Linked DNA regions of Homo sapiens: all the other regions are linked to region 1. Evidence: read pairs that join two places in POLR2A ChIA-PET (ENCODE). Cell type or tissue: MCF 10A. All regions are shown on one strand. Each heading gives the region's core, and the rest is flanking DNA. Links, peaks and the distances in the headings are about the cores only.

Region 1 (10,924 bases), core at 5,238-7,737:
TGCTGCCCATGATCCCCGACCTCCCGGCTGACCTATTCACCTCCTGCCTCACCACCCCCATCAAGATCGCCCTGCGCTGGTGAGTGGCCCCTGCTGTGCCCCTGGGACCCACTCAACTGGGCTCTCCCGCAGGGACCCCAACCCATGTGGGCCCCAGGCATTCACCTGGTCCCAGGAGCCCACGTGACAGACATGAGTGTCCCCGCCTTCTTTTTGTGTCATTCGGGATTCCAGGTGGAGGTTTGGGTTCTACTCTTTGAGAGCTCAAGATCCTTCTTCCTTCTGATCTGTTCGTGGGCAGCTCACTGCTTTGCGATTTCCAAGAACACCCTCTCCTTACCTTTGTTCACTGCGGAGGCGTCTTAGTACCAGGATAGGTCATACTGGAAACTGGACTTTCTTTCAGGGGAAGAAAAGGCTGTTATGAAAAAGGAAGTCATTTAATTCCTTGCTTGAGTTGAAGCGTAATCTTTCAATGTATTTTTAGCAATGAAAAAAGAGCCATGATTTTTCTGTCTCCATCCTTTTTAAGTTATAGCCGTCGGGAACATAACTGAAGAAATGTGTGTGATATTCCAAGATGGTAGAAGCCGCATTTCAGCCCCAACATCCCCAGCAGAACGCACAGTGGGATATGTGTGTTTCCTGCCTCCAAATCCAATATTCTCCCCTAGACCATCTTGCCAGTCTTTAATATCTCCTTTCCCATTTTATGTTTTGCTGAAAAGCTTATATGTCGTGGCTGTTACCGGCTAGTAGATAAATACCTCTCCCTTGAGGTGCCGTGCGAATGGTGCAGCTGTGCAGCAGACACCGTGCTGTCGGCCGAGGACACTCTTGAGGCTTCTGTCAAGATGGCCTAACACTCTAGACAAGTCTCCTGCCTTCTCACCCACAGCCCTGGGCGGACACGGGGAGCTAACAGCACAGCAAAGTAAGGGCCCCCAGGGACACCCTGGGAGGGGCCAGAGGGGCAGGGCAGCCTGAGGGGGGAGGAAAACTTGGCCTTCCTGCTCTGCCTCTGCAGCCAAGTCCAAATTGATCCCAGACCCCAGGGCTGGGGGTTCATGATGTTGGGGTGACTGCAGCGCAGCCCTCACATTAACTGTCCCTAGGCCTCCCCACCAAACTTGAGGGCTACAGGTTTCCATTCAGGGAGAGACCTCCTTTTAGTGTTACTCACCCCAAAATAGTTGGAGATGAAGGGAAGAGGGCTGGGTGTGGTAGCTCACACCTGTAATCCTAGCACTTTAGGAGGCTGAGGCAGGAGGATCCCTTGAGCGCGGGAGTTTTGAGACCAGCCTGGGCAACATAGGGAGACCTTGTCTCTAAAAAGAAAATAGAAAAATAGCAAGTGCAGTGGCTCATGCCTGTAACCCTAATGCTTTGGGAAGGTGAGGCAGGCAGATTGCTTGAGGCCAGGAGTTCGAGACTAGCCTGGCCAACATGGCGAAACCCTGTCTATACTAAAAATACAAAAAAATTAGCTGGATGTGGTAGCACATGCCTATATTCCCAGCCACTTAGGAGGCTGAGGTACTAGAATTGCTCGAACCTGGGAGGCAGAGGTTGCAGTGAGCCAAGATTGTGCCAGTGTACTCCAGCCTGGGTGACGGAGCAAGACCCTGTCTCAAAAAAAAAAAAAAAAAAAAGAAACAAAAAAAGAGGGGAGAGGAGCTGTCTGGAGGGGGCAGCAGAGAGGGATCTGCAGTGTTTCTGCTGTCCAGCCAGTACCCCCACCTTACCTGGCTGATGCAGACTTAGCCTGAAAGGGCCACTGTCCTCTGCACCCAGCGGAGCAGAGCTCACTTGGCAAAACTAGACACCTGAGTAGCACAGCCACTACGCAGAGAGAAAGCTGAACCAGGGTTATTGTAAAACAAGTGTAATACATACAATCAAAGAAATAAAGGAAGACACCTGTAACAAGATGTGAGAACAATGCTACAGTTTTAATGCCTTCCCCCAAATGTATGTGCTGGAAACTTAATCCCCCACGCAACAGTGTTGGGAGGTGATTGCATCATGAGGGCTCTGCCCTCACATTTAGGTTAATGTCACTGTCACAGGGGTAGGTTAGTTATGTGAGAGCAGGTTGTGATAAAAGCAAGCCCAGCCCCTTGTGTTATCTTGCCCTTCCACCTTCTGCCATGGGATGGCACAGCAAGAAGGTCCTTGCCAGATGCCACTCTTTGACCTTGGACCTCCCAGTCTCCAGAACTGTAAGAAAGAAGTTTCTTTACTTAGATGAAGAGAAGCTGCTTGAAAAGTCCAAGAATACAGTTAAGTAGGAGGAATAAGTTATAGTATTCCATAGTAGAGTAGGGAGATTACGGTTAACAGAAATAATTTATTGGATATTTCAAAATAGCTTGGAGAGAAGAATTGTAATGGCCCCAACACAAAAGATAGAAGGTGGAGTGAGATGGTGGAATAGAAGCCTCCACCAGTCTTCCTGCAGCAAGGATACCAATGTAACAACTATCAGCACACACAGAAAGCACCTTCATACGAACCAAAAATTAGGTGAGCGCTCATAGTACCCAGTTTAGCTTCATGTTGCTGAAAGAGGCACTGAGAGGTAGAAAAAACAGTCTTGAAAAGATAAATGTTTGAGGTGATGTATGAGTTGGATAGATCCCAGTTACCCTGATTTGATCATTACGCATTGTATGCACGGATCAAAATATCACATGGAGCCCCAAAATACATACAACTATCATATATCAATTTAAAGAATACAAAAAAAATTTGTTATAAATTACTCAGTCTGTCGTAGTCTATTATAGCAACACAAAACAGACAGACAGACAAGAAAAAGTACTATAAAAGAAGAACAAAGCAGAAATAGGGGTAGGTGCACTGTAATGTTTGAAATAAAGAACACAGTAGACAGGACCCATAGCAGGAGAGACACTGCTGGAGCCAAATGAATGGCCTGGAAGACTACAGTGGGGGCTCACAGGAGGCCATGGGAAAGGGTCGAGATGGGAAACAGAAAAGCCAGGAGATGCAGAGAAGGGAAATAGAGGCCCCAGTATGCAGACTGGGGGCATCCCGTGTTGAGAGAACAAGAATATGGCAGAGCTGAAAATACCTGAAGATCTCGGAAATGCACTCCCCAAAATTGGGAAAGCTGGAAGCCCTCCAACTGAGAGGGCTTGTGCCAACCAGAAATTAATGGGAGACCTCCGACCTCAGCACATCCAGTGAGGCGGAAGACCCTCTTGAGGGCACCTTCCCTGACGCCACGTTGTTTCTGAACTGCTCTCCATCCTTGTTTGTTTGCTCTGTAATGTCGAAGTCCTTTCTGAACGCAGATCTCTTTTCACGTACCAGTTTATGAGGCACACGTTACAGTGTGCCTACCTCTATTTCTGCTTGTTTCTCCTTTCGCATTACTTTCTCTTGTTTGTCTTAATCTGTTTTGGGTTACTATAACAGAATACAACAGACTGGGTAATTTAAAATGACAATTTTTTGTATTCTGTAAATTGATATATCATAGTTGTCCATATTTGGGGGGTCCATGCAATATTTTGATACCTGTATACGATGCATTAATGATCAAATTGGGGTAACTGGGATATCCATCACCTGAAACATTTATCTTTTCTTTTTAAGACTGCTGAAGAGACGGTCTTTTGGGGCCTCTGTTTCTCTTCTCTGCATCTCCTGGCTTTTCTGTTTCCCACCTCTGTCCTTTCCCACGGCCTCCTATGCGCCCCTCATTGTAGTCTTCCAGGATATTGTAGGGCTTCAGCAGCCTCTCACCTTTATGAGTGTTCTTTTTAACTCTCTGTACTGTATGTCTGATCCCTGTCCAAAGAGGCTTATGAGTGCCCATTTCACGTTACCCCAGGAAGAGATTGGTCCACCTGACTCAGGAGTTCATCCATTCATTGCCCAAAAACTAATTTATTCAGTCCCGACTGTGTATGTAATAAGACCCATGCTAATCACTATAGGAGATCCTAAGAAGCATATTGCCCTCAACAAATGTCTCCTCTGGTTGAGGAGATAAGATGTGGCTTGAAAATTCATGATTTCAATGGATGCTTCATGCAAGATGAAAATCTGAACCCTTCAAGGCAATGTGTGATCAAAGACCAAGTGACCTTATGGCACCAAGGGCTGTTGTGTTCCCAGAGGACAGAGAACCATGGCTAAGGGCCACAGGGTTTGAGAAAGCTGCTTGGAGGAGGTGGAACCTGAGAGGAAGGTTTCGTCAGGAGTGCGGTTGAGCTCAGAGAGTGGACTGAAGTCCAAGTCCATTGTGGGGTGCTTTGAATGCTGCCCAGAGGACCTTGACTTCTCCTGGGACTCTGGCACAAGAGAGCCCCTGAAGCTGTTTGGGTAGAAAAATGACTTCATCAGAACCGTGTTTTAGAAAGAGGATCCAAGTGATGATAGGGAGACCTTGGTGACCATTAGGCCATTATCATATCAGTGCGGTCTTGAGCTGGTAAAAGATTAGGGCAGAAAGATAGAAAATCACCCAGGGGCCTGTAGGCTGGAGCTTCTGTAGACGCACAGTGGACACTGCCGAGAAACAGGCCTCATTTCTCCCATGTTCCCGTCCCCGCTCCCGGTTTCCTGCATGACTGCTTTGGTGCCCCCTGACTCCAGAATCAACACCACACCAGCTCTGCCTTTAGACTCTGCCCAGAGGCTCTGGGCTGGATACTGTATTTGGTGCGACCCTCTGGGGCATTTTTGCAAGTTTTCAGGCAGATGGGTGGGGGAGCAGTGAAGGAAGGAGGAAAAAAGACAAAGCACAAGGGGAACCGGAAATGACATCGCTACCTTCCTGTGCCTTCCCTGCCGCCCCACTCCAGCTACCTGTCACTAAACCCAGTGCACTTCATCTAGTTGACGGGTTTCTCTCAGGCATTTTGTTTTTCTGCCATGAGTGGGAAGGACTTGGCTTCCCTCCGCGCACAGCTGTGCACTCCCAAAGACGCCTGGGCCAGATGTGGCAGTGCGTCCTGTAGTCCCAGCTGCTTGGAAGGCCGAGGCAGGAGGATCACTTGAGCCCAGAAGTTTGAGACCAGCCCTGGGAACACAGGGAAACCCCATCTGTAAAAAAAAGTAAAATAAAGAAGTATGCTTTCACTCTGAGGGCTGCTGGCCTCGTTATTTCTAAAATGGGTGCCTGCCCTCTGAGTAGGGAATGTGCTTTCTCTCTACCAAGGCATGATGTGTCATCCCAGTAGCCCCTGAAATCCTTGTAGGAGTTAGGACATAGTCAGATTTTTAAAAGTAAGCATTTAGTAGGAAGTGCAGTGAAAAACAAACTGATACAGTTACCATAAGAGGGACTTTGAAATCAATATGCCACAGTGGCAGACAGTGGTCATCAGATAACCACTGCCTGGAACAATTGAGCGGTGTCTCAGGTGGCGGCTCTTTTACAATAAACTGCTTTCTCCCATATTGAAGTGCTGAAATTAGGTTGAACATGACATTTTGCTAGGTGTCTATGGCCTGTGAGTGGTAATGGACTATATTCATTAAAGAATTATCAAGTGAAATGTGTAGTTTTGTGTGAGCTAAGTTAAAAACCACCAGGGTTTTTTTTTTTAATGGAAGAGTGAGATAGTTTGTCAGACAGTAATTACGTATGTTTTTAGGGTTTTAGTTTTATTTTTTCATTTTGAAAAGTCAATTTTTCTAATTAAAAATGAAAGATACATTCTTTTCAGAAAATTACTAAAAAGTTAAAAGTAGAAAAAAATCATCCAAGATTTTACCATCTAAGGACAACTAGTGTTCACTTTTTGATGTATTGCCTGTTGGTCTTTTTTCTGTGCATGTACATTTTGCACTGATGTAAGTGGACAGAATTTACGATTTCATATCCTTAACCCTTCGCATTATACTAGAGTTCCCTGCCCTAGATCATTAGAGACTCTTAGTAAGTATCATTTTATATTTCACTATGTTGAAGTTCCATGTTTTATTTAGCCGGAGCGTAGGGCTTTGGGATTTAGGCGCCAGGAGTATGCGGGTGGGAAGGTTCAGCCTGGCACTCTGATGGGAGTCGGCAGACCTGGTTCTGTGAAGGGGCAGACGCACTTGGGTTAGGCTTTTCGGGCCACACAGTCCCAAGTCTGCTGTTGCAGCACGAAAGAGCCACAGGCAATATATAAACAAATGAGCATGGCTGTGTTCCAGTCGAGCTTTCTTTTTTCTTTTTTCTTTTTTTTTTTTTTGAGACCGAGTCTCACTGTTGCCCAGGCTGGAGTGCAGTGGCGTGATCTCGGCTCACTGCAACCTCCACCTCCTCGGTTCAAGCGATTCTCCTGCCTCAGCCTCCCGAGTAGCTGGGATTACAGGTGCCCACCACCACGCCTGGCTAATTTTTGTATTTTTAGTAGAGATGAGATTTTACCATGTTGGCCAGGCTGGCATCAAACTCCTGACCTCAGGTGATCCGCCCGCCTCAGCCTTCCAAAGTGCTGAGATTACAGGCACGAGCCACCGCACCCAGCCTCAGTCAAGCTTTCTTTAAGGAAACAGGCAGTTGGCCAGATTTGGCCCAGGAGCTATAGCTTGGCACTTCCTGCTCCAGAAAAGGGAACTAGGATTGGGCTGCAGATGACGGCTGTGCGTGTCTGCCGGTCTGCAGGTGACCTGGAGAAGGGCGATGCTCGGGAAGGTGGATTCCCTCCCTCCCTCCCTTTACTATGTAAATAAGAGAAACGGTTTCTAAGCACGCTGCCCTCATTATGCTGGCACAGCTGCTACAGAATGCGGTGTGCTGGGTAAACAACATACAGCTTTGCTTCATTTGGACAAAATGTGTACATGTGTACTTGGTGGCAAGCGTATTTATGAATCTTATTTGATGATGAACTTGTTGGAAGACATTGTTCTCTAATTTTTTTTCATTTTTGCCTGTCTTTTTCATTTTTGGAAACTGATTTCAATAATTCCAAAATGAGCAATGACATTACTTTCCACATAAATGATTATCTTACTCACCATATACATCAATACACTGTAAGAATCCAAAATATATTTTTTCCCTTGGCTGTTTTCTACTTCTTTGATTGAGTGGCATAATATCATTTTAGATTTATTACGCGTCTATTTGTATACTACTGAAAATTATAACCCAGTGGGACTTCATTTGCTGTGGGACTTGCTATAAAACAGATTGATGTCTATTGCACTGTGCTGCATGCACTAGTATTGTCTATTAATGAAAATGATAAACATTATTTTGGATTGAATAGAGGTCAAAAAACTTACTTCCTTTCTTTCAATTAAGTTGAAGGATTTCCAGGACTATAAATGTTAATGATAGAGCATTAACGTGTATTTGTCAGCGTGGAAAGTTTCGCTCCTGCATTGCCCGCAGGAGACGGAAGATGCATGGGTTTCCTGGCGCGCAGGTTGGGTGGAGGCTCAGCGTGGCTCTGTCTGGCCAGGCTAAGTGGTTTGCAGTGCCTGTCTCATTTCAGACATTTGCTGTGACATTTGCTTCGTATTTTTTCCTGATGACTCAACCAAGAATCATTCAGAATTACCTTTAGAAACATAAATTCTTGTGGTTTTGATGATAGAGTTAACCATGTGTTCTCCAAGGAGTCTTCTAAAATACATCTGCTTTGCCAGAGAACACACTTTCTTCTGCCCGTTCAGTGCTCTCGGGTCTTTTGCCGCTTCCTTTCAACAACAGTCCGATGACTTTGTCTTCCTGCATATGTGCGAAGGGAGAGGAGCTCACTGGTCCTCCCAGAGGGTGAAGTAACCGGGACACATTATTGAATAAAATGCTCTTTTGTAGTATCCCACTCTGTATCTTAGACCTTAGTCGTAGGCAAGTTTAATTTGGAATTTGCGTCTGGAGAAACGGCTTTATGACGTTTCCAAGTAGAGCCTCAGTATCATGGATCTCACACAGTCCCCGCGGCAGCTTCCAGGCCGTTTCCAGAGGAAAATATTTTTTCTCCCCAAACAAGACAGTGTTCTCTCACTGTTCCAGTCTCTTGACATATACTCAATTAAGATGAATATCATAATGTATTGTAATAGAGCTCCCGTTTTAAAAGATGACGTGTAAAAACCACCTGATGGATGCGGTAAGAAAGGGAATTGAAGCAGATGGAGGGGCACGGGCTGCTGACTCCCCGGCTGAACCCCGTCCTCGGGTGCTGCAGGAAAGAGTGAGATTGATGATCCTGGAGGGAGCCCACTCAGCAGCACAGCCGGAGACTTTGCTGGTCCCTTGAGATGGCTGAGTCCCCACTGGGGGCTGGGGTGAGGGGTGAGGCCGGAGGAGACAGTGGAGCTGGCGAGGGCCCCAGGGTGCAGGCAAGGCTGAGGGCACTCGGCTCTCCTCCCACTGCCCTTGATAGGCATGGCCTGCTGTGCTGTGTCTGGGGCTCAGAAAGATGGAAAATAAGAGGGTGGAAAGAAAGAGTTTGTCCTACCGCCCTTGTGAAAAGAGAAGTAATCCAATAATAAATAAAAGTGATAAAAGACAATTGGAAATATGAAGAAGAAACAGGAAGAAAGACCAGTTGGAAGCATTAAGTATAAAAAATATAATTGGTGAAATAATTGAAGAGATGGATTGAAAAGCAACATTATGGATAGAGCCAAGAATAAACCAGGAAGCTGAGAAGCTTGTTTGAGGAGTTCCCACCAAAGGGATGGAGCTAGAAGGAAGGGGAGAAACATGAGAGGCAGAGACAAAGTTTAAATATCTAGGAAATAACATTTTCTTCTCTCTAAAAAAAAACGTAGAAAAGGAGAAAAGACAGGCTTAGTAAATAGAAAGTGTGAGATACGATGGCTAAAATGTTTTGAAATAAAGTTGTAACTGTAAACGAATTGAATTCACCTCTCAAAGGGCCATGATTCTTGTGTTGGTTAAAATCATGATACAGCAGTCTCTTGTCCATGAGACACAGATTTAAAGCAAAACGTTTAAGCCTGGGCAAAACAGCACGACCCTGTCTCTACTAAAAATTTAAAAATTAGCTGGACATGGTGGCTTATGCCTGTGGTCTCAGTTCCTCGGGAGGCTGAGGCAGGAGGATCAGTTGAGCCCAGGAGTTCAAGGCTGCAGTGAGCTGTGATTGTGCCACTGCACTCCAGCCTGGGTGACAGGGTAAGACCCAGTCTCTAAAAAAAAATAATAATAATAAAAAATAAGAACATGTATTTCAAAGGTTGGAAATCAGAAGATGAAAAAGAGAAATACGAGCTAAAAGAAAGCTGGGGTGGCCAGTCCCAATATGACTTAAAGCAGAAGCTGAGATAAATTATTGAGAGGGGCAAAGAAAAATGTTGTATTGTGGTAAAACGAACAGGAAAGCAGGAAGGTATATACTGATGATGACTGTGTGCACCTGACAACGTGGCCTCGAACGAGATAAGATGGGAGCTGAAGTGTGGATGGAAGCAGATGAATGAGAAGTGTGCTTAGATACAGAGACACCAAGTACAGACAAAGGAAGCAACGTAAATACGACTTTTGTCACCGAATTAATTAGCCAGACCTCACAGAGGCACACAGGACCATACATCCAACAGGGAATGTGGACATATGTGGACCATTCACAAAAATAAATCATGCGCCCGACTACAAAGAAAGCTTTACTAATCCGGAAGAATCAGCATCGTGTGAACTCCGTGGCAGACCACACGCAATGAAGCTAGAACTCAGTAACGAAAGGACAGCTTTAACAAAAGTCTGAAAACTAAAATCTTAAAATCCTTGGATTAAAGAGGAAATATTTTATATTTTTTATTTTTTTTTACATGTACACACTTACACATTTATTTGACTTCATTGTAGAACTTTGACATTAATCCCAATAACTAATCTCTTTATACATATTGTTTCATCCTGACATCAACCTGAACAGGGAAAATTGACTTATATAAGCACATAGCTACTATAGATGTCTTTTTAGAAACTGATTATTGATATATAGCAGAGAAACCTAAAATCTCTTTAACTAACTTGAAGTCCTGACCGTATGACTTCTTTTGTTATTTTATTTTATTTTATTTTATTTTATTTTATTTTATTTTATTTTATTTTATTTTATTATTATACTTTTAAGTTTTAGGGTACATGTGCACAATGTGCAGGTTACATATGTATACATGTGACATGCTGGTGTGCTGCACCCATTAACTCGTCATTTAGCATTAGGTATATCTCCTAATGCTATCCCTCCCCCCTCCCCCCACCCCACAACAGGCCCAGAGTGTGATGTTCCCCTTCCTGTGTCCATGTGTTCTCATTGTTCAGTTCCCACCTATGAGTGAGAACATGCAGTGTTTGGTTTTTTGTCCTTGCAATAGTTTACTGAGAATGATGATTTCCAATTTCATCCATGTCCCTACAAAGGACATGAACTCATCATTTTTTATGGCCGCATAGTATTCCATGGTGTATATGTGCCACATTTTCTTAATCCAGTCTATCATTGTTGGACATTTGGGTTGGTTCCAAGTCTTTGCTATTGTGAATAGTGCCACAGTAAACATACGTGTGCATGTGTCTTTATAGCAGCATGATTTATAGTCCTTTGAGTATATACCCAGTAATGGGATGGCTGGGTCAAATGGTATTTCTAGTTCTAGATCCCTGAGGAATCGCCACACTGACTTCCACAATGGTTGAACTAGTTTACAGTCCCACCAACAGTGTAAAAGTGTTCCTGTTTCTCCACATCCTCTCCAGCACCTGTTGTTTCCTGACTTTTTAACGATTGCCATTCTAACTGGTGTGAGATGGTATCTCATTGTGGTTTTGATTTGCATTTCTAAAGAGGAAATACTTTAAAACTGATAAAATACTCACAGCCAAATGTTAGTAATAGCACATTTGCTGTTTGTGGGGTGTATGTAGCCAAAGCAGGCGAGGATTTAATACATTTAGTCAGAAAACAAAGAT
Region 2 (10,924 bases), core at 4,047-6,546, 260 kb before region 1:
TGGTGGCTAGATCCCTAGGTGATGAAGTGGAAGGAGGCCTCCTGCTGATCCACGATGAACCTACTGTGGGAAAGAACCAGAAAGAACAGCTGCCGCTTAGAGCAGGTGGTATCTCAAGCCTGTGTGTTACTGCAGCAAAACCTATGGCCGCCTGGGTCCTGACCACCTGAGGGGTACAGTGTTCTCAGGGGCGCATTTCTGCCTTCACGTCCCTGAGCCTGGGGAAGTCCTGCCCAAACTCGGTTCTCCTGGAGTCTCTTTCATCTTTGAGGCAACCACTACCTTTCCGTCAACTCCCTCTTCTGCTTCAGTTAACCACAGGTAGGTTTTGCTCCTTGCAACTGACAACCTGGGCTGATGGAGGAAGCTGTTTCAGCTGTTATCAAGCAACACCTCGAGCAGGTGAGTCTGTAGCTGGAGGCCTCCAAGGTGCTGGTGTCTGAAGCAAAGATAGGTCACTGGAAAAAGAGGTGGCGTGTGTGTGTGTGTGTTTAGAAACAGAGTGTAGTTGTGTGTCTGTGCATGTAGAAAGAGGACATGGTTGTGTGTGTGTGTTTGTGTGTGCGTGTATAGAAAGAGGATGTGGGGCCAGGCACAGTGGCTCATGCCTGTAATCCTAGTGTATAATTGGGAGGCTGAGGTGGACAGACTGCTTGAGCCCAGGAGTTCAAGACCAGCCTAGGCAACATATCGAGAGTCTGTCTCTACAACAAAAAATAAAAAATTAGCTGGGCATGGTGATGCATGCCTATAGTCCCAGTTACTCAGGAGACTGAGGCAGGAGGATCACTTGAGACAGGAAGGTTGAAGCTGCAGTGAGCTATGATCACGACACTGCACTGGGTAACAGTAAAACTCCGTCTCAAAAAAAAAAAGTGTTTTTTTGTGTTTGTGAGCATGTGTGTGAGTGTATAGGAAGAGGATGTGGTCATGTGAGTGTGCCTGTGAGTAATGTATATGTGAGTATACCTGTGTGTGTGTGTTGTGTGTATATGTGAGTGTGCCTGTGTGTGTGTGTTGTGTGTATATGTATGTGTTGTATGTATATGTGAGTGTGCCTCTGTGTGTGTGTTGTGTATATGTGAGTGTGTGTGTTGTGTGTATATGTGTGTGTTGTGTGTATATGTGAGTGTGTGCTGGGGCAGCATCACAGGAATTCGCCTGCCATAAGGCCGGGCTGCGTCACGGCTAAGGCCGCAGTTCCCCCACCGTGCCTGGGTTTGGATCCTGGCTGCTCCGGTCGCCTGCTGTGGGTCCTTGCACACATTAACCTCTGAACACCAGTGGCCGTATCTGAAATAGCGCGAGAACAAAACTCAGGATTGCTGGGGAGCTGTAGGAGTGGAATTATGCAAAGCATGGCATGTCGCCCGTAACAGACTTCCGGGCCACCGTGGTGGTGCCGACACAGGCCGGCCGGGGCGTGCGTGGGGTCTGGCTTTGTCTTCTTGTCTCCCTCTGCTCCTCCCTCCTCCCCTGGCCGAGGGAGCCCGGCCTGTCTTCCTGGCCACAGTTCGGGAGGCCGCCGTCCTCAAAGCTGGGCACCAGCTATGGCTCAGTGTCTCCAGCCTCCAGGATTCCTGTGGTCGGGATCCAGCGTCTCTTTATCGTTTTTAAAGTGTTTTGCTGCTGGGAAGCCTCAAGCCTCTCCGCAGAGGGACATAAATAAAGGCAGGAACTTGGCCATTAGTAGGCTTCATGTGGCGTTTCCACCTGGGAGCGCCCTGGCGTGCTGCAAGCTGCCCTCACTGGCCAAGAGCAGGGCGGGAGGGGAGCCTCTGGAGTTCTCCGGTTCTGGGTTAGGTGCCTCTTACTCTCTGGGCTGCAAACAGACGGGGGTGCCTGGCAATGTGCCCCGGGCGGAGCACCCCTAACAGTTGCAGTTCAAATTTGGAGCCAGGCTGACCCTGGTTCAAGTCCTGTTGCTGTGTGCTGGCCGTGTCCCTGGACGGGTGGCACAAGGTCTTGGTCTCCAGTGTGCAGATGAGAGATGGTGATTATCTACTCCTGGGTGCTGGGCTCAGAGCCGCTGGCACCAGCCCTGGGGGCTGCCAGACATATAGCCCTCGGCTCTGTCACGCCCGGAACTCAAACCTCGCAGGCAGTCAGGGGAGAGGTCTGTGTGTGGAGCTCAGAACTCAGTGAGCACCCCATGTGCCTGTAAGGCCTCGCCATCTCCTACCCAACCCAGATGAGGCTCCTGCTTCCCACCCCTGGCAGGGAGTCTGATCTCATCCTAGCTCAAAGGTGGAAACTGAACGTGGGCCAGGTGGCAAAGTTCCCCAGTGGGTTCAGCTTCCGCCGGGTGGAGGAGGTGGGAGGCATGGCTGGAGGCCTGGCATCAGGCTGGATGAGGTGGACCCCTCAGGCTTGAATCCAAGAGGGCTCAGAGGGTGAGTGGGGCCCCAGGCCACGTCTCCAACAGCTGCCCACCTAGCCTTGCGCCTCCGCCTTCCTTCCTTCCTTTAAAAATGGCTACAGGCACATTTTCTTTGATTACTTTTATACTGAATAACACTATCCTTTTTAAAGCAAAAAATACATGCTCATGATAAACAAATGGAACCGGACAGATCTTTATCAAGGCCCCCGCAATGTGACCTTGTGACTCCAAGACAGAATAACTTTCCATGTGTGTTTTCAAGAGGTTGTGGGGAGCCGCTGAACCTGGGAGCAGTGAGGGCACAGGCGAGAGCTGTGGCCAGGAGAGTCACAGGAGCGGCAAAGACGAAAGGGAGTGGGAGATGGGAGGCCAATCAGAAAGCAGTGCCCGAAGCTGGGTGAGGAGCAGCAAAGGCGGGGGTTTCCTTGAGGATACCTGAGAGCCATGCTAGGGTGGGGAGGTCTGGGGGGAGTTGTGGGCTGGCCTTGAGTTTGAGATTGAGGCCCAGGCTGAGAGCGTGGTGACCCCTGCACTGTGGGTCTGCTCGAGCTGTGTGCTTCCCAGGAGCAAGAGCAAAGAGGCCAGAGGGAGGGGGGCAGAACAGGCCAGCAAGGGAGCCCCCAGAACAGGACACGCGTTCCTTGGCCCTCCCCAGGCAGCCCTAAGAGGGAAGAGAAGCTCTGCCCCCTCCTGCCCCCTCCTGCCCTCTCCTGTTCCCTCCTGCCCCCTCCTGCTCTCCTCCATGGAGTCAGGGGGCCCCAGGTGGCCATGGCCAGCCCATTCAGGGATCTGAGCCCCAGAGCCTGCATGCCAGGGTGAGCAGAGCCAGCTTGACTGCAGCCATGCTGACCCCGCAACCTTCCCCGAGGTCTGAGGACACCACGCTCCCTTCCTGCCGGCAGGTTGTAATTGGGTTTCACACGGGGCCTTCTGGCGCTGACCTACATGTTCCGGTCCGTGCCTCCTTGGTTTCTGAGTGTGTGCCCCTGATGGTTCTGGAACCTCTGGGCGTGGGCCTCCTTCCCTCCCCGCCTCATCAGCTGCTCTGATTCCACCGGGCAAGGTCAGGCTGGCAAGGAAGGAATTGGAGCTGCAGTCTGGGCGCCAGGCCCAGAGTGTGCTTCCCAGGGGCTGCCTGTGGGGAGGCTCCCGATCTGCCCACTCCCGAAATAAGAAGGGGCGCCCAGAGAGGAGGAGACTCTGGATGCGTGGTCAGCAGGCACCGGCTGCCATCCCCAGGAGAGTCATTGCCTGTGAGGACGTTGACCCTGGTAGGACCCGCCTCTCTGAAGCTGTCTCGGGTGTGAGTGAGGAGGAACGGGGTCTCTGGGGACTGAGCCCTCATCTCCAGTGCAAAATGCAGAGGCATGGGAGGGAATCAAATGAAACAGTGTGTGTGGAACAGAAGGCGCCAAATGGGAATGTCCCCCTGCCTGTCCATCTCCCTCCCTCCCCCGCCTCCTTATTTGCAGACGGAGGGACTGGATATCCTGGCAGAGCGTCTTCCGTGATGCGTAACCTCCCAGGAGATGCATGTTCTGGGGTTCCCCACTTACAGTTGAGAATACAGAGGCTAAGAAGGGTGAAGGGACTGCCTCCGGGTCCCAAGGCTGTTCCAAGTGATCTAGGACTCAGCTTTGGTCCTCCTGCCCTCAGCACCCTTGGTCATCACCTCCACTCGGTGTGCAGGAGGCTCCTGCTGTAGGTGCCCAGATGTTCGGCAGCTTTGTACTTAGAAATTTCGAGGGGGCGGTCGGGCGCTGTGTCTCACGCCTGTAATCCCAGCACTTTGGGAGGCCGAGGCAGGTGGATCACAAGGTCAGGAGATCGAGACCATCCTGGTTAACACAGTGAAACCCCGTCTCTACTAAAGATACAAAAAAATAGCCGGGTGTGGTGGTGGGCGCCTGTAGTCCCAGCTACTCGGGAGGCTGAGGCAGGAGAATGGTGTGAACCCGGGAGGCGGAGCTTGCAGCTAGCCGAGATCACGCACTGCACTCCAGCCTGGGTGACAGAGCAAGACTCCCTCTCAAAAAAAAAACAAACACACAGAAATTTCGAGGGGGCAGAGGGTGTCCTAACCTTGTCCCTCAGCAGGTCTTCACCCTGGCACCTTCACCAGACACCCGCCATGGCTCTCGGCTCAGCGGGTAGCTGAGTGTGTTCTCTTTGGGTTCTGACAGGTTCCAGCTTGTTTTTTGAGACCTTGTCAGCGTGGGGCCTGCCGGGAAGCAGGTGCTTGTCTTTAATGGGATGCCTTATCCTGGGCTCCACAGGCTGCACGGGGCGTTGTTCAGGTGACTCCTACACGCCGAGGCGTCTCTAGAGGAGGAGCCTCAAAAGGACTAGCAGGGGGTGCAGATAACTTTGTTTTTAAAATGAAGCCAAAGCTTTCACCACATCTCAGAGACAGAGTGACCCGAATGTGGAGGTTTGGCTGGAACCAGGCAGGTACCATCCACTACGGCTCCCACCTCTCCTGCTCGGAATCCCCCGCTGCCCTCCCCCAGGCCCTGGTCTCTGATTTCAGACTCGCCTCTGCTCTGTTTCACGTCTCCTGCAAGCAGACAAGCATGAAGCCTGCCCTCCGAGGCTGCATGAATAATAGAACTGAAATCATCCCTAGTTAAAAATAGATACTCTTCTTAATAAATATTTTACATACTGTCTTTAGGATATACAGGTCCCCTGGCTGAAGACTTAAAGCAAACCCTGTTATCGAAACCAAAAGATGTAGGAAAGGCTCTGCCCGGGCTCTGCCAGTGTGTTCCTGCACCACGGCTCTTGCCTCAAAGCCACCCACTCTGCGGTGACGTCCGACGCAGACAGCGCACACACGGATTACGTTGGAACTCATAGCCAGGAGCGGCTTGGGAATTCTTGGGTGTATTAGTCACTTGTGAATTTTATGGAGGCAAATCAATTATAAAGTGCCCCTTGGTTAGTGAGGCTTGGAGTTCAGAAAACCCAAAAGCAGGTTCTTACGTTACTGCTGCGAGGCAAGGCCTTCACCGTGAATGGAAGCTGGGGTGTCTGGGGGCAGCTGTGTGGAGGAAGAGAAAATTCTGGGCAGAAGCAGTTGGAGTTTAAAGTGCTGGCCCATTTCTGAAAACTTTGCAAACTTTGCAAAAACTTTGGATCGGACGTCACTGCAGAGTGGGTGGCTTTGAGGCAAACAGAGCAATCTTGAAGGTCTCCATTAATGAAGGCATGGCGTGGTCTGGATGCAGCAAATGCATTTGAATGATCTGCAGGAAGGCCTCGTAGCCTTGCTCCCCCCACCCATGTGCTTCCCCAGGAAGACAGGGGCAGCTAGGAAATGCTGGGGCCTGCCCAGTGTGCAGACCGCTTCCAGGTGACCCCACGCTGCATGGCCCAAGGCAAAGGCTGGAGCGTCCTTATTTAACAGGAGAGGAAAGTGGATACTGGAAGGGCAGAGCGTGCTGGGGCTGGAACAGACAAGCCCCAGGCTGGAGGGCCCATGTCTCACTCCCTCTGCCCCACACCTCAGCTGGTCTGCCTATGTGGTATTCTTGAACTGAGTGAAGAGACCCTTCTCTGTCAGGGCCACCTGCCCCACAGAGGGGCTCTTGTCTTCCTTGTGCTCAACATACCTTGAGGACATTTTGCTTTAGCACCCAGCACCCTGGATGGCATGTAGGGGTCCAGGTGTGTCTCTGCTCCAGACAGTGAATCCTTGAGCACCTGGCTTAGAGCTGGGCCCCTGGTACATGTTGTTACATGGATGGGTGGGTAGGTGGATGGGTGGGTGGGTAGGTGGATGGGTAGGTGGGTGATATGATTTGGCTTTGTGTCCCCACCCAAATCTCATCTTGAATTGTAATCCCCATAATCCCCACGTGTGAAGGGAGGGACCTGGTAGGAGGTGATTGGATTATGGGGGGTGGATGGGTGGATGTGTGGATGGAGGGATGGGTGGATAGATGGAGGGATGGAGGGGTGGATGAATAGTGTGTATGGATAAGTGGATGGAGGGATGGGTGGATGGGTAGATGGAGGGATGGGTGGAGGGGTAGAGGGGTGGATGGACGGATGGATGGGAGCATGTATGGATAAGTGGATGGAGGGATGGGTGGAGGGGTAGAGGGGTGGATGGACGGATGGATGGGAGCATGTATGGATAAGTGGATGGAGGGATGGGTAGATAGGTGGATGGAGGGATGGGTGGATAGGGGGATGGAGGGATGGGTGGATGGGTGGATACATGGATGGAGGGATGGTGGATAGGTGGATGGATGGATAGAGGGAGGGGTGGGTGGATGATGGAGAGAGGGATGAGTGGATGGATGGATGAGTAGATGAACAGATGTGTGGATAAAGGGATGGGTGAATGGGTGGATGGAGGGATGGGTAGATGGGTAGATGGAAGGATGGATGGAGGGGTGGAGGGGTGGGTGGATGGATGGATGGATTGTTGTGTGTATAGATAAGTGGATGGAGGGATGGGTAGATGGGTGGATGTGTGGATGGAGGATGGTGGATAGGTAGACGGATGGATAGAGGGAGGGGTGGAGGGATGATGGAGAGAGGAATGAGTGGATGGATGGATGAGTGGATGAATAGATGGGTGGATAAGGGGATGGGTGGATGGAGGGATGGGTGGATGGGTAGATGGAAGGATGGATGGAGGCATGGAGGTGTGGGTGGGTGGGTGGATGGGTGTGTGTATGGATAAGTGGATGGAGGGATGGGTGGATAGGTGGATGGAGGGATGAGTGGATGGGTGGATGTGTGGATGGAGGGATGGTGGATAGGTGGATAGAGGGAGGAGTGGATGGATGATGGAGAGAGGGATGAATGGATGGATGGATGAATGGATGAATATATGGGTGGATGAAGGGATGGGTGAATGGGTGGATGAATGGAGGGATGGGTGGATGGAGGGATGATGGATGGTAGGGGTAGATGGGTGGATGGAGGGATGGGTGAATGTATTGATGGTAGGGTGAATGAAGGGATGGGTGGATAGATGGCTGGGTGGAAGGATGGGTGGATTGGTGGATAGATAGGTGAATGGATTGAGGGATGGGCGGATGATGGATGGTGGATGGATGGGTGGGTAGGTGGATCCATGGATGGATGCACAGAGGGAAAAAGGCACATTGTATCAGACTCCAAAGGGAGAATTAATTGCAGCATAAAATGGGAGTCCAGGACCTCTCTTATTTCAGAGTTCATCGTGTAGATGGGAACAGTGTTTAACCCTTCCCTCTCCCACTGCCCTCTGTCAGCTGCTTCCCAGTTCCTAAATTATTGGCTCTGAAAGTGGGGGCTGGGGGAGTGGGGAAAAGAGTGGAGATGCTGAGACTTTCCCATGTGTCCAGCTTCCAGAGGCTTCCAGGACAGACTGTGGCACCATGGTTAGTAGCCAGGAGCAGGTTAGGGCATTATGGTACCTCCCCAAACAAAGCAGGGTGCTCCAGCTTCAGGCAGTCAGGACCCCATCTGCTCAGTGAGTGTCTGGTCAGCACCCACTCAGGCCAGGCTGTGTGGCAAATACAAAAGAAGTTAAAAAAAAATAAAGACATTCCATTATTTCAATAGAAAGAATTTTTTAAAAATGTGTCACTGGAGGTACACTTGCTTTACATTTTTTGCTTTGGAAGATGTAGGGAAAAAAGTCATGAAATGTTTTCATTTCTCTGTGATTGAGCAGACTCTTAAAATATTAAACTATTGCTTAATAATTGATTAAAACTAATCTCTGTGGGAGCCAACCACCCATTTGGTAGGATCTCTTTAAACTTTTAGGGGCTTTTAGCTCCCCCTGGCCGCCTAACCTTTCTCTTGTCTGATTCATTCTGGGCTCAGCAGACGTTTGGTCTCTTGTGGATTGATGATGTCAGGATGCTTCTGTCGGGCCGTGGGATGGCTGATGAGGCTGGATTCCGAACAAGGAACATCCTAGGGACACAGTGTCTGGAGAGGCAGTGAGGGAAGAGGAAAGAAATGTCTGTGAATAATTGTACTGCAGCTTCTAAAACTCGGGACGGGAGTCAGAGAAAACAGCCCTGTGGCCTTCAGAGCCGCTTAAGTTGTCTGTGACTTGAGTTTTTCCACACAATGACAATGGTGCCTGCCTCTCCATTTTCCCAGGAACGCTAAGCCATCGAGCAAAGTGGTTTAGAATGTGGGCGCAGGCATCCGAGTGTCTGGCTTCAAAACTTCCCCAGCAAGTTACCGAATGTGTAACCTTGGACGCGCTTTTTATTTTCTCTATACCTCAGCTCCTTATCAATAAAATGAGGATAGTAATATTAATAGAAACCCTCTTCTGTGCAGATGAGGTGAGGCAATGCATGTAAAGTTCTTAGCACTGGCCAGGGCTGGGCAAAGGCAGGGCTCACTATGCATTTAAGAGCTCAAAGCCCGGGTGAGCTGGCTCACGCCTGTAATCCCAGCACTTTGGGAGGCCGAGGCGGGCGGATCACCTGAGGTCGGGAGTTCAAGACCAGCCTGGCCAACATGCAGAAGCCCTGTCTCTACTAAAAATACAAAAAAATTAGCCGGGTGGGGTGGCACACGCCTGAAATCCCAGCTACTCCGGAGGCTGAGGCAGGAGAATCGCTTGAACCCGGGAAGCAGAGGTTGCGGTGAGCCCAGATCACGCCATTGCACTCCAGCCTGGGCAACAAGAGTGAAACTCTGTCTCAAAAAAAGAAAGAAAGAAAAAAGCCCAAAGGAGACTCTGAATTTTAAAACAACTACTTTGAGGCCAGTCACGGTGGTTCACGCCTGTAATCCCAGCACTTCGGGAGGCCAAGGCAGGAGGATCACTTGGGCCCCAGGGTTCGAGACCAGCCTAGACAACATGGTGAGACCCCACCTCTACAAAAAATGTAGAAATTAACTGGGTGTGGTGGAACATGCCTGTAGCCCCAGCTACTCAGGAGGCTGAGGTGGGAGGATTGCTTGAGCCAGGGAGTTCGAAGCTGCAATGAGCGATGATCATATCACTGCACTCCAGCCTGGTGACAGAGGGAGACCCTGTCTTGAAAAAATAAATAAAACAAAAACAACTACTTTGAAAAAGGGATCATTAGGTGAACAACTGAAGCCTCTGAAACTAAACAGTCTCAGCCAGGTGCGGTGGCTCACACCTGTAATCCCAGCACTTTGGGAGTCCGAGGCGGGTGGATCACCTGAGGTCAGGAGTTTGAGACTAGCCTGGCCAACATGGTGAAACCCCGTCTCTACTAAAAATATAAAAAATTGGCCGGGTGTGGTAGCTCACGCCTGTAATCCCACCACTTCGGGTGGATCACCTGAAGTCAGGAGTTTGAGACCAGCCTGGCCAACATGGCAAAACCCTATCTCTACTAAAAATACAAAAATTAGCCAGGTGTGGTTGTGCATCCCTGTAATCCCAGCTACTTGAGAGGCTGAGGAAGGAGAATCGCTTGAACCTGGGAGGCAGAGGTTACAGTGAGCCAAGATGGCACCACTGTACTCCAGCCTGGGCGACAGGAGCAAAACTCCATCTCAAAAAAGAAAAGAAAAGAAACGAAGCAGTCTCAAAGAAATGTTTGTACACTTGTGTTTATAGCAGCACTATTCACAACAGCCAAAATGTGGAAACAACCCAGATGTCCATGGGCGCATGAATGGGTAAAGCAATGTGGTATGTACGTACAACGGGGTATTATTTAGCCCTGAAAAAGGAAGAAAATTCAGAGGTCGGGTGCAGTGGCTCACAACTGTACCTATAACCCCAGAACTTTGGGAGGCCGAGGCAGGAGGATTGCTTGAGCCCAGGAGTTCAAGACCAGCCTGGGCAACATGGTGAGATCCTGTCTCTATACAAAAAAACAAAAAAAATCAGCCAGATGTGGTGGCACATGCCAGTGGTTCCAGCTACTTGAGAGGCTGAGGTGGGAGGATTGGTTGAGCCCAGGAGTTGAGGCTGCAGTGAGCTGTGATCATACCACTGCACTCCAGCCTGGGCAAGAGAGCAGGAAAACGCCTCCCCCAGCATACACAAAGGAAGGAAATTCTGACTCGTGCTACAACATGGATGAATCTCAAGACATGCTAAGTGAAATAAGCCAGTCGCTGGCCGGGGGTGGTAGCTCATACCTGTAATTCCAACACTCTGGGAGGCTGAGGCAGGCAGATCACTTGAGGTCAGGATTTCAAGACCAGCCTGGGCAACATGGTGAAACCCTGTCTCCACCAAAAAATACAAAAACAAACAAAACAAACAAAACAATTAGCCAGATTTGGTAGCACATGCCTGTAGTCCCAGCTACTCAGGAGGCTGATGCATGAGAATCACTTGAACCCTGGAGGCGGAGGCAACAGTGAACCGAGATTGTGCCACTGCACTCCAGCCTGGGCAACACAGACCCCGTCTGAAATAAATAAATAAATAATAAGGCAGTCACAAAGGGGCAAATACTGTATAATTCCACGTCTATGAGGTATTTATTTTATTATTGTTATTATTTTTGAGATGGAGTCTCGCTCTGTTGCCCAGGCTAGAGTGCAGTGGTGCAATCTTGGCTGACTGCAACCTCTGCC
Region 3 (2,500 bases), core at 1-2,500, 290 kb after region 1:
CCCAGGGAGCCAGTGCGTGGTCGCCGGGGGCACAGCAGAGCTCTGCACGCGCCGGGCTGCGTTTGTACTGCACAGGTCCTGGAGTTTGAGGAGTGTGGTGGTTGCTCATGGTGTAGGATTTCTGTCCTGGCAGGGGGGCATGGGGTCACAGAACGTGGGCCCCTGGGGAGCTCTCTCTGTGCCTGTGGCCCCCCAGGAGTCTCTCAGTTTTGCTGTGGTCTTGAGGATGGCACAGCGTGTCCCTGAGCGCCCTCAGTGTGGACAGCTGGGCTTCAAACTCACTTCAGAGCCGCCGTGTGGGGGTGGCGCCTCTGAGGGCTTGAGGTTATTTTCTTGTGCGGTTTCTCTCTCCTGGCCTAGGTTTTTCTGGGTTTTTTGCACCTCTTGGTGTTGATAAGAAACAAGCTCCCTTCCCCTTTTAAAGCCCACAGACTTTCCCGATCTCCTCCCCATCCCCTGCCCCAGCACTGTCAGGGCGTCTGGGCGTCTGAGCTCAGCTCCTTCCTGGTGGCATCCTGCAAAAAGATACACTCGCTCAGTGACTCGGAAAAGCCACGTCGGTGTGGCTGAGAACAGAGTTCTTTCCACCTGGGGCCGCTGCTGTTGGTTTTCATTCCGGAAGAGCTGGAGCTGCCTGTCACTGGCTCCCCTGCCCCCACCTGGGGACCCCCAGGCACTGCAAAGTGCCTGTTGGCTATGGGCCCCCGGACCAGGACCTTGGCCTGATTAGGGGAGCCGGAGGTGGAAGTGGAGGCGGGACTGGAGTGTATGCCCCACAGTGGGCTCTCCTCAGGCTGGGGACTTCCACACGGGCCCACTGGGTCAGGATGGCCCGTGCCTGTGTTCTAGGATAATGGGATGGACTGGTTCGGAGGCTCAGAGAGACGCCTGACCAGACGCCTGACTGGAGATGGTCTCCCAGCAGAGGGGCTGGGCTCTTCAGGGGCCACTGGGCTCCTCCCGTGGTTCCTGGGAGAGGGAGGAACCCGGAGGAGGGGTGGGTGGCACCTACAGTGCGTGCCTGAGGCAGGGCTCCACAGAAGGCCTCTCTGCTGGCCCAGCGGCTGGATGCAGATGCAGAAGGAGGAACTGGCCCTTCCGCCCGCCCGGGAAGGGGAGTCCCCCCTTACAATGTTGGCTCAGTGGGATCGATGCCTCTGCCATTGCCTTCGGGCCAGGACAGCAGCACTTGCGTGTCCCGGCCGCCGCCCCTCTCTTGCAGATGGAGGCAGGGCCGTGCCCAGGTGTCCTGGTGGCTGTTCCCTGCCCGCTGTCTCCTGCATTCCTTCCGTGTGAGCTCAGCTGCTGCACTAAGGAAGCGAAACCTTGGTGCTGCCCCGTGCGTCATGCGGTAGGCATGGCCGCCGTGCTGACCCGCCGTGGTTGGCCCTGGGTGGCTCCTGGCCTGTTTCTCCTGCTGCTCAGGATGTTAGTGGAGCTCACAGGGCTCAGGTTGAGCCTCTTCCACCCGGGGGCCTGTGGGGGTCATGGTCCTGGAGCCAAGCGCGTGGGGCTCTTGTGAGCAAGGGGTCTGCTCTGGCACGCCCACCTCCGTGGTAGTGTTTTCATACCTGTGTCACACAGGGTGAGAAACATGCTTGATGCTGCAGCTCAGCACACACACGCACACAAATGTGCACATGCACACGTGGACACACATGCACACATGCATGTGTGTATGCACACATGGGCACAGATGTGCATGCAGACATGAGCACACGCACACCAGAACACTAGAGTCGGCCGCATCCTCCTCACTTGGCTGATGCCCCCTTCTGCTTGATTTCATCACAAGAAACGCGCATCCGGCAGCATTTCCCGACCGCCTTCACCGCCAGTCCCGGTCTGCATGGTCAGTTTGAACCAGGCTGCCGAGAGCGCACCAGGTCCCAGCATTCTCCTCTCTGCTGGTAACTCTTCAGGCATTGTCTCTGGCTCACGTTCTCCTGGGCGCCAGACCTATCTCACCCCACTCCCGGTGTGGCCTCCCTGCCCCGGCTCCCAGGCACTCCTGGGAGTTAAAGTGTCCAGGCTCCTGGTTCATTGCTGAGTGTTTAGCTCAGTGCTAACGCTGCTGTGCTCCAGCATCCCCGTCCCTTTAGGACAGAGGCCTGCGTGGTACGTGCCTCTCTGCTCCAGCATCCCCGTCCCTTTAGATCAGAGGCCTGCGTAGCACATGCCTCTCTTCCCCTCTGACATCCCAGAGCCTCTGATGGGTCTCCCAGCATACGCCAGGGCCCTTGGCTAAAATCTAGTCTCCTCTGAGCAGCCAGAGGGATCTTCTCTTTTGTTTGTTTTGTTTTTTTGTATTTATGTATTTTTTTGAGACAGAGTCTCACTCTGTTGCCAGGCTGGAGTGCAGTGGCGCAATCTCAGCTCACCACAATTTCCGCCTCCCAGGTTCAAGCGATTCTCCTGCCTCAGGCTCCCAAGTAGCTGGGATTACAGGCGTCTGCCACCAAGCCCGGCTTTTTGTATTTTTAGTAGAAATGGGGTTTCA

The links. ChIA-PET counts read pairs that join two places held together with the same protein. Peaks named below come from ENCODE experiments on the same cell type or tissue, not always from the same donor. Only the 100,000 strongest peaks of a DNase experiment are listed, where the experiment ranks them.
Region 2: POLR2A ChIA-PET joins it to region 1 with 5 read pairs; 3 of 35 experiments call an interaction of 5 or more read pairs at or near these places.
Region 3: POLR2A ChIA-PET joins it to region 1 with 5 read pairs; 1 of 35 experiments calls an interaction of 5 or more read pairs at or near these places.

What each region holds. Positions count from the first base shown.
Region 1 is chr17:80,754,107-80,765,030 of GRCh38, forward strand. RPTOR (regulatory associated protein of MTOR complex 1) reads left to right here. Exons shown (of 34, transcript NM_020761.3): 6 at 1-79. Among named protein-coding and RNA genes, the nearest start is that of RPTOR, 210 kb to the left of the region's middle. RefSeq lists enhancers at 6,928-8,127, 7,423-7,472. In MCF 10A, for the core only: no CTCF peak of the experiment used is centred there; DNase peaks (open chromatin) are centred at 6,105, 6,615 and 7,555.
Region 2 is chr17:80,496,975-80,507,898 of GRCh38, forward strand. No RefSeq gene overlaps it. Among named protein-coding and RNA genes, the nearest start is that of NPTX1, 26 kb to the left of the region's middle. In MCF 10A, for the core only: no CTCF peak of the experiment used is centred there; DNase peaks (open chromatin) are centred at 4,627 and 5,217.
Region 3 is chr17:81,049,095-81,051,594 of GRCh38, forward strand. The region is part of intron 1 of BAIAP2 (BAR/IMD domain containing adaptor protein 2); the gene reads left to right. Among named protein-coding and RNA genes, the nearest start is that of BAIAP2, 15 kb to the left of the region's middle. RefSeq lists an enhancer at 403-452. In MCF 10A, for the core only: no CTCF peak of the experiment used is centred there; DNase peaks (open chromatin) are centred at 1,257 and 2,307.